2 separate regions of the Mus musculus genome follow, and region 1 is linked to region 2. A link is a loop called in an ENCODE intact Hi-C map of the cell type or tissue named here. Cell type or tissue: left cerebral cortex. All regions are shown on one strand. Each heading gives the region's core, and the rest is flanking DNA. Links, peaks and the distances in the headings are about the cores only. Region 1 has its middle 4.4 kb from the start of Ctbp1. Region 2 holds the start of Nkx1-1 (NK1 homeobox 1).

Evidence for each region. A loop is a pair of places that touch in the nucleus more often than their neighbours do. Peaks named below come from ENCODE experiments on the same cell type or tissue, not always from the same donor. Only the 100,000 strongest peaks of a DNase experiment are listed, where the experiment ranks them.
Region 1: a loop joins it to region 2, with 4 times the contacts of the local background. A loop is called at or near these places in 3 of 42 quality-filtered maps.

What each region holds. Positions count from the first base shown.
Region 1 is chr5:33,277,242-33,281,627 of GRCm38, reverse strand. No RefSeq gene overlaps it. Among named protein-coding and RNA genes, the nearest start is that of Ctbp1, 4.4 kb to the right of the region's middle. In left cerebral cortex, for the core only: a CTCF peak has its summit at 2,443; a DNase peak (open chromatin) is centred at 2,476.
Region 2 is chr5:33,432,632-33,437,017 of GRCm38, reverse strand. It overlaps Nkx1-1 (NK1 homeobox 1), which reads left to right and starts at 2,928. Exons shown (of 2, transcript NM_011320.1): 1 at 2,928-3,393. The coding sequence starts at 2,928. In left cerebral cortex, for the core only: no CTCF peak of the experiment used is centred there; a DNase peak (open chromatin) is centred at 2,685; H3K4me3 peaks cover 508 bases.

The DNA.
Region 1 (4,386 bases), core at 233-4,232, 160 kb after region 2:
CCTTGAGAGAATTCCAGGCAGCACACTTGACACCATGAGAGACAGGTTGGTAATGGAAATCTGAGCAGGAATGACTGTGAACACAGGGCATTCTGTGTTGGTTCTTCCAGAAGGTGTCTGTAAGCACACTGGCACCTCTGGATAGAAAGGGACAAGAGCCAGGGAGAAAGGCTGAGTCTGAGATTTCAAAGTCCCTGTTCTAGAGAGGCTCTGGGGTAAGAGCCTGGATTCTGTAATACCTTCACTTCTTTATACACACATACACACACACACACACACACACACACACACGAGAGAGAGAGAGAGAGAGAGAGAGAGAGAGAGAGAGAGAGAGAGAGAGAGAGAGCAAAATGGGAGTCAGCAACATTGTGTGTTTTCTCTAGAACATTGCTATTCAGCAGACAAGGCGAGTCTGAGCCATTCTACTCACCTGATGTAGGTTATATCCTGCCATGCCTGGGCCCTGATGTTGGTTTGCTGTTGGGTCCTAGCTTTGCCGCTCTCTGTGCATGGAGCATTGAAAGAATGCCTAGCTGTCTGCGACTCATTTTCCCCATCAGTTAACTGGAGGACAGCAGTGCTTAGCTGCTCTAGAACTCACTAATGTGTGTGATTAAATGATGCAACACTCTGAAGAGAGGCAGACACAAACCTTTTGGTATCTATCATCTTAAAGTCCCTGCTATGATTTCACTTTTTCTATTCAACATTTTACTACAAGTCCTACTCACAGTATAGAGGAGGAAAGAGAAGGACAAGAAAACCCATTCAAATTAGAAAGTAAGCAATTCCATACATAGCAACTTCGAAAGGAGTCCCACACCTAAGAGTGAACCTAACCAAAGAGATGAGAGACGTGCATGCTAAAAGCTATAATGGATAGTTAAAAAAAAAACAAAAACAAACAAACAGCAGAAATATTTGTCCTCAGGGCATCTGGAGATAGAGCACTGCAGAAGTGCTTGGCATCTGTCTGATCTCATAGCCTGGGCCTCAGGAAGAAGGGAGCTGACCATTTCCTTTCACCTCTTTATTGTTAAATCTTATCTTGTCGACATTACCAGGTGTGACCAAAAGACAACTGTGCCCAGTCACAGAAGTTGTTCCTTCACCCAGAAGGACACATGTCATTTGATCCCAGAGCAATGTCTGGCACCACAAGAGCTGGAGCACTGCTAAGGGGAGCCTGCTGTGTGAGGCACAGATTTGCCAGCCACTCCCTCCACCTCACCCATAACATACATGTATGTATGTATGTATGTATTTAGGTTTTCTGAGTCAGGTTTTCTCTGTGCAGCCCTGGTTATTTTGTAGCTTGCTCTGTAGACCAGGATGGCCTTGAACGCAGAGATCTTCCTGCTTCTGCCTCCCAAGTGCTGGGATTAAAGTAGTATACTACCAAGCTTGGCTAAAATTAATTATGCTGAAGTAGTCTGGCTACTAACAGTGCTATTTACATGAACGACTTGTTCTGGGAAAATAAATGGAAGCTCTCGTTACACCCTGACATCACAGTGACCACAGGGTGGGGAAGAAACACACATCTAGAGATTGTGCTGAGGCGGCGGCCTCCGTAGGCAGCCCTGCCATCCCTCCAACCACAGTGCATCATGGAAGACCCCATAGAAAACCTTTCAAGACGTTGTAAACTTTTTGTTTGTTTGTTTTGTTTTGTTTTGTTTTGTTTTGTTTTGTTTTTCGAGACAGGGTTTCTCTGTGTAGCCCTGACTGTCCTGGAACTCACTTTGTAGACCAGGCTGGCCACAAACTCAGAAATCCACTTGCCTCTGTCTCCCGAGTGCTGGGATTTAAGGCATGCGCCACCACGCCCAGCTTCATATTGTTATTTTACAAAATAATTCTATTACTATTCAAAAGTTATAACTTCTACCTCATTCACCTTGTGTGAGTGTTCATGTCGCCGTAACAGGACGTCTGACATAAACGACCTAACGGGTTATTTCACTCCTGCTTTTGGAGGTTTCAGTCCACAGTAAGGAGGGCACAGGGGAGAAGAACATCCCAGCGAACCATGCCAGCTGCCTCCTCCTCTTCTCCTCACCCGGCCTCCATCCTGTGGTGGATACCACCACGCTCTGGGTGAGTTCTCTTCCTTAGTCCTCCTGGAGGTGTCTTTGTAGACAAGCCCAAATGTGTGCAGAGCTAACCATGTTGTGCTGTGAATATTTTGTAGCAGTGTTTTGATTTCATATTATTTGTTGACAAACTATAGCTGTAAATACAGAAAATCTGGAGGCCGGGAGGTACACTAGCTGTGGCACCAATCGTGCGTGGTTTTCCACAAAGCACTGAGAATCTGGGTAGGAAAGTGAGGCCTTAGCTGTAGAGCCCACTGATGCTTGTGGTGCAGATCTGCTGTGAGGTTCAAATTTTGCAGTACCTTGGTGTGGGTTCACTACAAATGTTTACTATACTCCCACTGGAGCCCTCTAGCGGAGCTATGGGTACCATACTCAGGAAAGATGAGCTGTGAGCATCTTTACACAGACCCAGCCTTGCAGTTTCTGGCTACATCAAACCTCTCTTCTGGGAGTGTTTATCTCTCTTCCAGGCTCATGCTGGGAGCTCTGAGGCTCTGGGAGGATCCCGATTGCTGCCTCAGGATGGGGACTGTCAAAGTACAGAATTTAGCATGTGCGAAGTGTCAGGGAGCTTTGAGAAACACAGGGCCATATGCACAGAAAGTTGCTTATTGGTCATGAGTGTTTAAGCGTCTTGCCTAGATCTAGTCACTGCACTGGATAGAAGATAAGAGTTCAGTGGGTGGCCATAACCACAACTAGAGAAGACAGCACTAGGAATAAGTCAAGACTGGCAACAAAGGGGATACAATTGCCAGTTCAAAATGTTTGTGGATACTTGCTTCCTAGATGTCAGCAGTGTTTTGGGAGGTTGGAAAACCAACAGAACTTGTGGATTAGTTAGCAGAAGTAGGTCACTGTGTGCACAAGGGGTGGGGTGGGGTGGGGTCGTGGGGTGGGAAGTGGGGTGTTGGAGGTTGTATCTGCTCTCTGCTTCCTGATCTACTAAGATATGAGGAGCCCTGCTGTATGCTACCACCACTGTGGGCTGACCCGCTCTCATTTCCACCTTCCCTGCCATGACAGACTACCTCACCTGAGCTAAAATAAACCCTTGCCCTTTTAAACTGTTTCTTTCAGGTTTTTTGTCTTGGTGATAAGAAAAGTAACCAATACATAGAGGAGCCACTGGCACAACACTGAAGAGGCCTGTAGGGAGGCTGTGGAGCATAAGCAAGCAGCTGCTGATCTGTGGCTCACTTTTATTGTCGTCTATTTTTCTATTGCTGTGAAGTGATGCCATGACCAAGACAACTTAAACAAGAAAGAATTTAATTCAAGGGCCCAGAGTTCCAGAAGGTTAGAGTTTATGGCCATTGTGGCAGTGAGCAAGGGCATAGGTAGGTAGGCATGACGCCAAAGCAGTTCCTGAGAACTTAACATCTGATCTGTAAGCAGGAGGCAGAGAGAGGGACCTGAGAATAACACAGGCTTTTGAAACCTCAAAGTTCACTCCCAGTGACACACCTCCTAATCCTTCCCTAACAGTTTCATCAATTGGGGATCAAACATTCAAATATATGAGCTTATCTTGGCCATCTTCTTTTAAATCACATTTGCTTAATTTTAAGATGTGTCCCAGAAGTTGAGGGAGGGGTTGGCTACAGCTACATTTCAAAACAAAATAGATCCAAAATAGCTGAGAGTGCCTGCTTCTCAGGAACCCTCTTTACTGGACTCAATCCACTGTGAAGTTTTTGCATGTGTTATCTTCTGCAAGCTCTGTCATTCAGTGTCCAAGGCAGAGGCCTAGATTGCTTTCTCCAAATATTGTTTGTTTACCCCCACCTTGGTGTATTTCAGCCTGATTCCAAATAGAGAGGATGTAGTATAAGGACCTATGTCTCCACTAGCTTTTCTGCTTAGTGGCCAGACTTTGGGCTCTGCCTCCTGTCCCTAATACTAACCTTCCTCTAGATGCTACTAGGTATTTTTTGAGTCACCCATCCGCATCAAGCTGACAAGCCCTGTGGGGTCTCTGCCATTTGTATCTCAACAACCATGATATCTCTTCCCCAAACCTGCAAACTCAGCTCTTCCTGGCCTCCAGCCACAGCCTTCTGTTTCCTGCACTGTATCTGGACTTTGAATTTTCTGCTCACTTTCTGGAGTGTTGTTTTCCTAAGTCTCTGCAGAGCTCCGGGGCTCCACATGTTCCCAAACACCAGGTCTCACTAACAGAGACAACACCTGTAAAGTTTCCTAATATTTTCCAGGGCCTCAGCAGATATGTAGGTAGGTGTCTATCTTTTGGTGACCAGAAGAGGAAGTAAGCATTACACTG
Region 2 (4,386 bases), core at 293-4,292:
TCCCAGACCAAAGGAAGAAGAGAAGCGGTGGCCCTATTCAGCTCCAGAGGACCCTTGGGCTCACCTTACTCCTCAGAGTTGGCTGTAAGCTTGGCTGTTCATTACTCTGCCTGCTACAGCTCATGTCAGAATATTGAGGGGCAGGAAGGGCAGGGGAAGTAAACCAGGGGCATACAAACTTCTAGACAGCCAAGGTGCTTTCTCTGCATTCTGCCCAGCTCTGACCAGTCCCCTACCCATCAGCAGGCAGGTCATTCGGCAGGGCCAAGTGTGAGTTTCGGTGAAAAACAACAACAATGACAACAACAAAACCCAACATCCAGTTGCCTGTTTTTCTATAACGTGTTACTTTATCTCACTTCATATCCTCTGTTAACACGTTGTATTACATTGTCTGTGTCTTAGCTGCAGTCTACAACTCACGTTCTAGGAAACACCACTTTGCTTGCATTTGCTTGTCCTGAAGGAAGGCTGCACAGAAAGGGCTACACAGGTCATTGTACTTCCTCACAGGCAGGTGTCATGGCTGAGAGTGCAGCCAGGCCAGCTCCAACCCAGTAAGGTGTGGGTGCTGCAGCTGCTGTTAAATGTTTGCCAACATTCACCCCTCTGCTGACTTGTGCTAGTGACAAATGTGTGTGTGGGGGGGTGTGTGGGGGGGTGTGGGTGCTTGTAGGGATGTCCCAGAGTCTCCACTACCCAGAGCCAGCTCTGCACATGAGGCCTGTCCTCCCCTGCCCTCCCCTCCCAAAAGAAGCTCCCTTCTGCACCCAGTGGCTCTGCTTCCTGGGGAAGCAAAGAAGATGGGGACTTGGCAGCCGGTCTGTGTGCAGTCCTCACCAAAGGACTTAAAAGAGACAGGAAGTGGAAGGAGGAGCAGATGGGGGAGGGGTGACGGGGTGCAGCGCACTGCCCTTTTGAGCCACCTTCTGACTGGGTGTGGGTGCTCATGAATGAATTCCTGCTTGTGTGTTGGCGGCTTCTGAATGAGTGTGACTCTCTCTCTCTCTCTCTCTCTCTCTCTCTCTCTCTCTCTCTCTCTCTCTCTGTGTGTGTGTGTGTGTGTGTGTGTTTGTAAGAGAATGGGGCGTGTACATCTATATTCAAACTCAGTTGAGAAGAGGAAGGGAGCAAAGACCAAGATGGGGGCGGGAAGAAGATAATTACCTCACTGTGATGAGAGATTACCCACCCTCCTTCCCCAGAGGTGATTTATAATTTAAAGATAAAGAATAATCAGGTCCTGGCAAGGAAGGACACAGTGTTGTGGGTCTGATTAGAATCTCAGGATGGACCAGCGCGGTGAGGGTGGGAGGGGGCAGGGAAGAAACTGAGGGGAGGAGAGCCCTGCCCCCCTCCTTCTGCCTCCTGTCCCAGCCTCCCAGAGGCTCAGCATGTCCGAGCTTGGCCCAAATTACAGGCGATCGGTCCCCCATTATTTCTCCTAACTTTTAATTTCTGCTTCCGAAGGATCATTGCCCGCGGTAATTGCAAAGGACCGTCCTTGTGCAGAGCAGGCTCTCGGGACCGTAGTGGGAGGAGGAATGCATACCCGCTGGAGCACACGTCGTAGGCGCACACACTCACACTCTGGGCACGCCAGTTCCATCGCCGGGTCCCACCTGGGTCCTTCAGAGGCGGGTCAGCTCATTGGCCTGAGCGAGAGGAGGAGGAAAACTAGGAAGCGAAGCATCGGCTACCTGACCCTCATCCTCCAAAGCCGGGCTCGACCTTCCGAGGTCGTCCGCCGAGACTGTCCTGTAAATCTCCAGACTGGACAAGACGGTGCACAAACGCTCAGGCCTCAAACGGCCCTTCTGATTTGTTAGGGATGGGGAAGAGGACAGTTTCCGTATTATTTCTGGAAGAAACACATATTTTCCCGTTACATGAAGGGTATCGATCTTTATGTAGGCCACCTGCTATTTGTGCGATTTTTCGGTCACCCTTTGGGGGGGGGGCGGGGACTAGGACGGCCGTCTAGCCCTACTCATTTCGATTCCACTTCTAATGAGCGTCACTCGCGGGCGCCAGCCCCGCCTCTTGCGGGGGATTTCGAGTCGTCCCTAATTTGATCCAGCCAAGGGGGCGGGAGTCAAAGCCAGTGAGGATGGAGGGACAGAGATTCTGACCAGATTGCTCCAGACGCGGAAAAACAGCAATCGAGGGCAGCGGAAACCGAAACTCTGGGAACACGCCCCACAAGGGGCTGAAGACCCTGGAGAGACTCAGAACCCGCAAGAACCCCTCTCTCCCTTTCCGTCCTAGCAGCGGAAGGCGCGAGAGCCCCTGGTGCCAGGATAGCCCAGAACCCCGCGTGCCACGGCAGCAGGAGAGACCTGCCTTAGCGGTACCCTGAGCTGGGATGTCCAGGCCAACTCGGGGCGCGTGGGTTCCCACGTCCTGGGGCCTCTGCAGCCCTCCACAGCCAACTGATCCCGCAATTATTTAAAAGGCGACTGTCTCCTCCCCCTTCGCCAAGGAGGCGGGCACGCAGTTTCCAGCCCCGCGGAGGCGCAGCGGCACGGTGCTGAGCACCCCAGCCTCCAGTGGACTGTGCTCTGGCTCCGGGCAGGGCGTCTGTCTGTCCGTCTCTGCGGCTCAGTCCGTGAGTCCCGTACCGGGCCCGCCTACTCCGCTTGGGACCGTTCGCAGCCAATTAGGCGTGAGCGCTAACGAGGGAAGCGGAACCCTGCGGCCGCCTGCGGGCGCACGTGTGTGCGGCGTGTGGGCGCGTGGGCGCCTCCGGCGGGGCCGCCATAAATGCACTGGCCCGGCGCGGCGGGCGCCTGAAGCGGTGGCGGAGGCAAGGCCAGGCAGCACCAGCAGAGCGGGAACAGCTGGGCTGAGGCTGATTTTGCGGGGCGCAGGGATGGGATCCCAGTAGGTAGCGGGGGCCCGAGCCGCCTGAGCGGCCCGAGGCCCGCATGAGTACCAGCGGCCCGGCGGCACCCGGGGACGTCCCCGCGCTGCCACCGCCACCGCCCGGGCCCGGCTCGGGGCCCGCACCGCCGGCTCCTGCGGCTACAGCTCGGGACACTATGGACGGACGAGCTGAGCTGCCCATCTTTCCCCGGGCTGGAGTGCCACCGCTCGCGGCCAGCGACACTGTTCCCGCGGTGCCAGAGGGGGCTGGAGCGGCCCGGCCCGCCGCGCCCCCGCGCCCCACCTCCTTCTCCGTGTTGGACATCCTAGATCCCAACAAGTTCAACAGTAGGAGACGCCGCTGCGTGCTACTGGGCCCTGTGGTGCCCGCTACGTGTGCCCCATGCGCCCCGGCCGCGTGCGTCGCGGTCCCCGCTGCCTCCGGACGTTCGCCGCGCGCAGAGCTAGAACGCCGAGCCCTCTCCGCCGCCACAGGAGTCGCAGCGGCCGCGGGAGCTGAGCCTACAAGTGAGTATAAGGGGTTGGTGATAGGGGCGAGGACACCGACTGCTCCGGAATGTTTATGCTCCCGGCGAGCTGGGCCTGACCCAAGCGCCGCCGGGCTCTGTGGAAAGTTCGCAGAGCGCGGGGTCCGCCCCAAGCATCCGTGGCCTCCTCCCGACCCGGACTCTAGGGCCCTCACTGCTGCACGCTTCTGGAAAGGTTCTGTTGGGCCAAATCTGGGGCCTTGGGGTTGCGACTACGGTCCAGGATTCATCTAGTCAATCTTTGGTGTTGGAGGGTAGTTGGTGCTGGAGGCAAAGGGACATGCGGCGACTGACTTGGTGACTTACCCACCCCCACCGTGGCCTTCCCGGCCCTCCCCCTTTGGACAAATCAGACTAATTGTGACAAAACGCTGGTTATCTCTGGAAAAACAATTAAATCCCTTCGATTACAGTTAAAGGGAAATGTGCTTAGCGGCGGAAAGCGGCCGGTAATGGGGCGGCCCGCGCCCCCTTTGCGGTCGATATCCCATTACGGCGCATGCATATCTCTTTCAAGCACCTTGCAAACTCCCCCCGAACATCTAAATTATAGGGTCAAAATTCGGATAATTACTCGATTAAAACCTATTACACTTATTAGGGGCCGCTATTGATCGCGAATTGCATTCGACCAGCTCCTGATTGCTTTTTGTGCCCCTCCCCCGTCCTCCTCTAACTTCTTGGCCCCTGCGCCTCTCATGGACCAGAACGCTCAGGGAGAACTGGACTGGGGCCGCCAGCTCTACCAACGCGGTTGCATTGACCTTCCGTTCCTAGAGAGAGGAAGGGCAGGCCATGCAGGCTGCAGTTGGACCCCTCTCTCCGCCAAGGGGTTGGTCTACGAGGAACTCGCGGCTGCCTGCTGGAGCTGTGTAGGGAGGGAGCGAGCGCTGCACAGTTGGGAGAGGGCAGCCAGGCAGGGCTGGGGCAGGGATGACTGGCTACGTGTCGCCTGAGGGAATAGTTGTCCTGC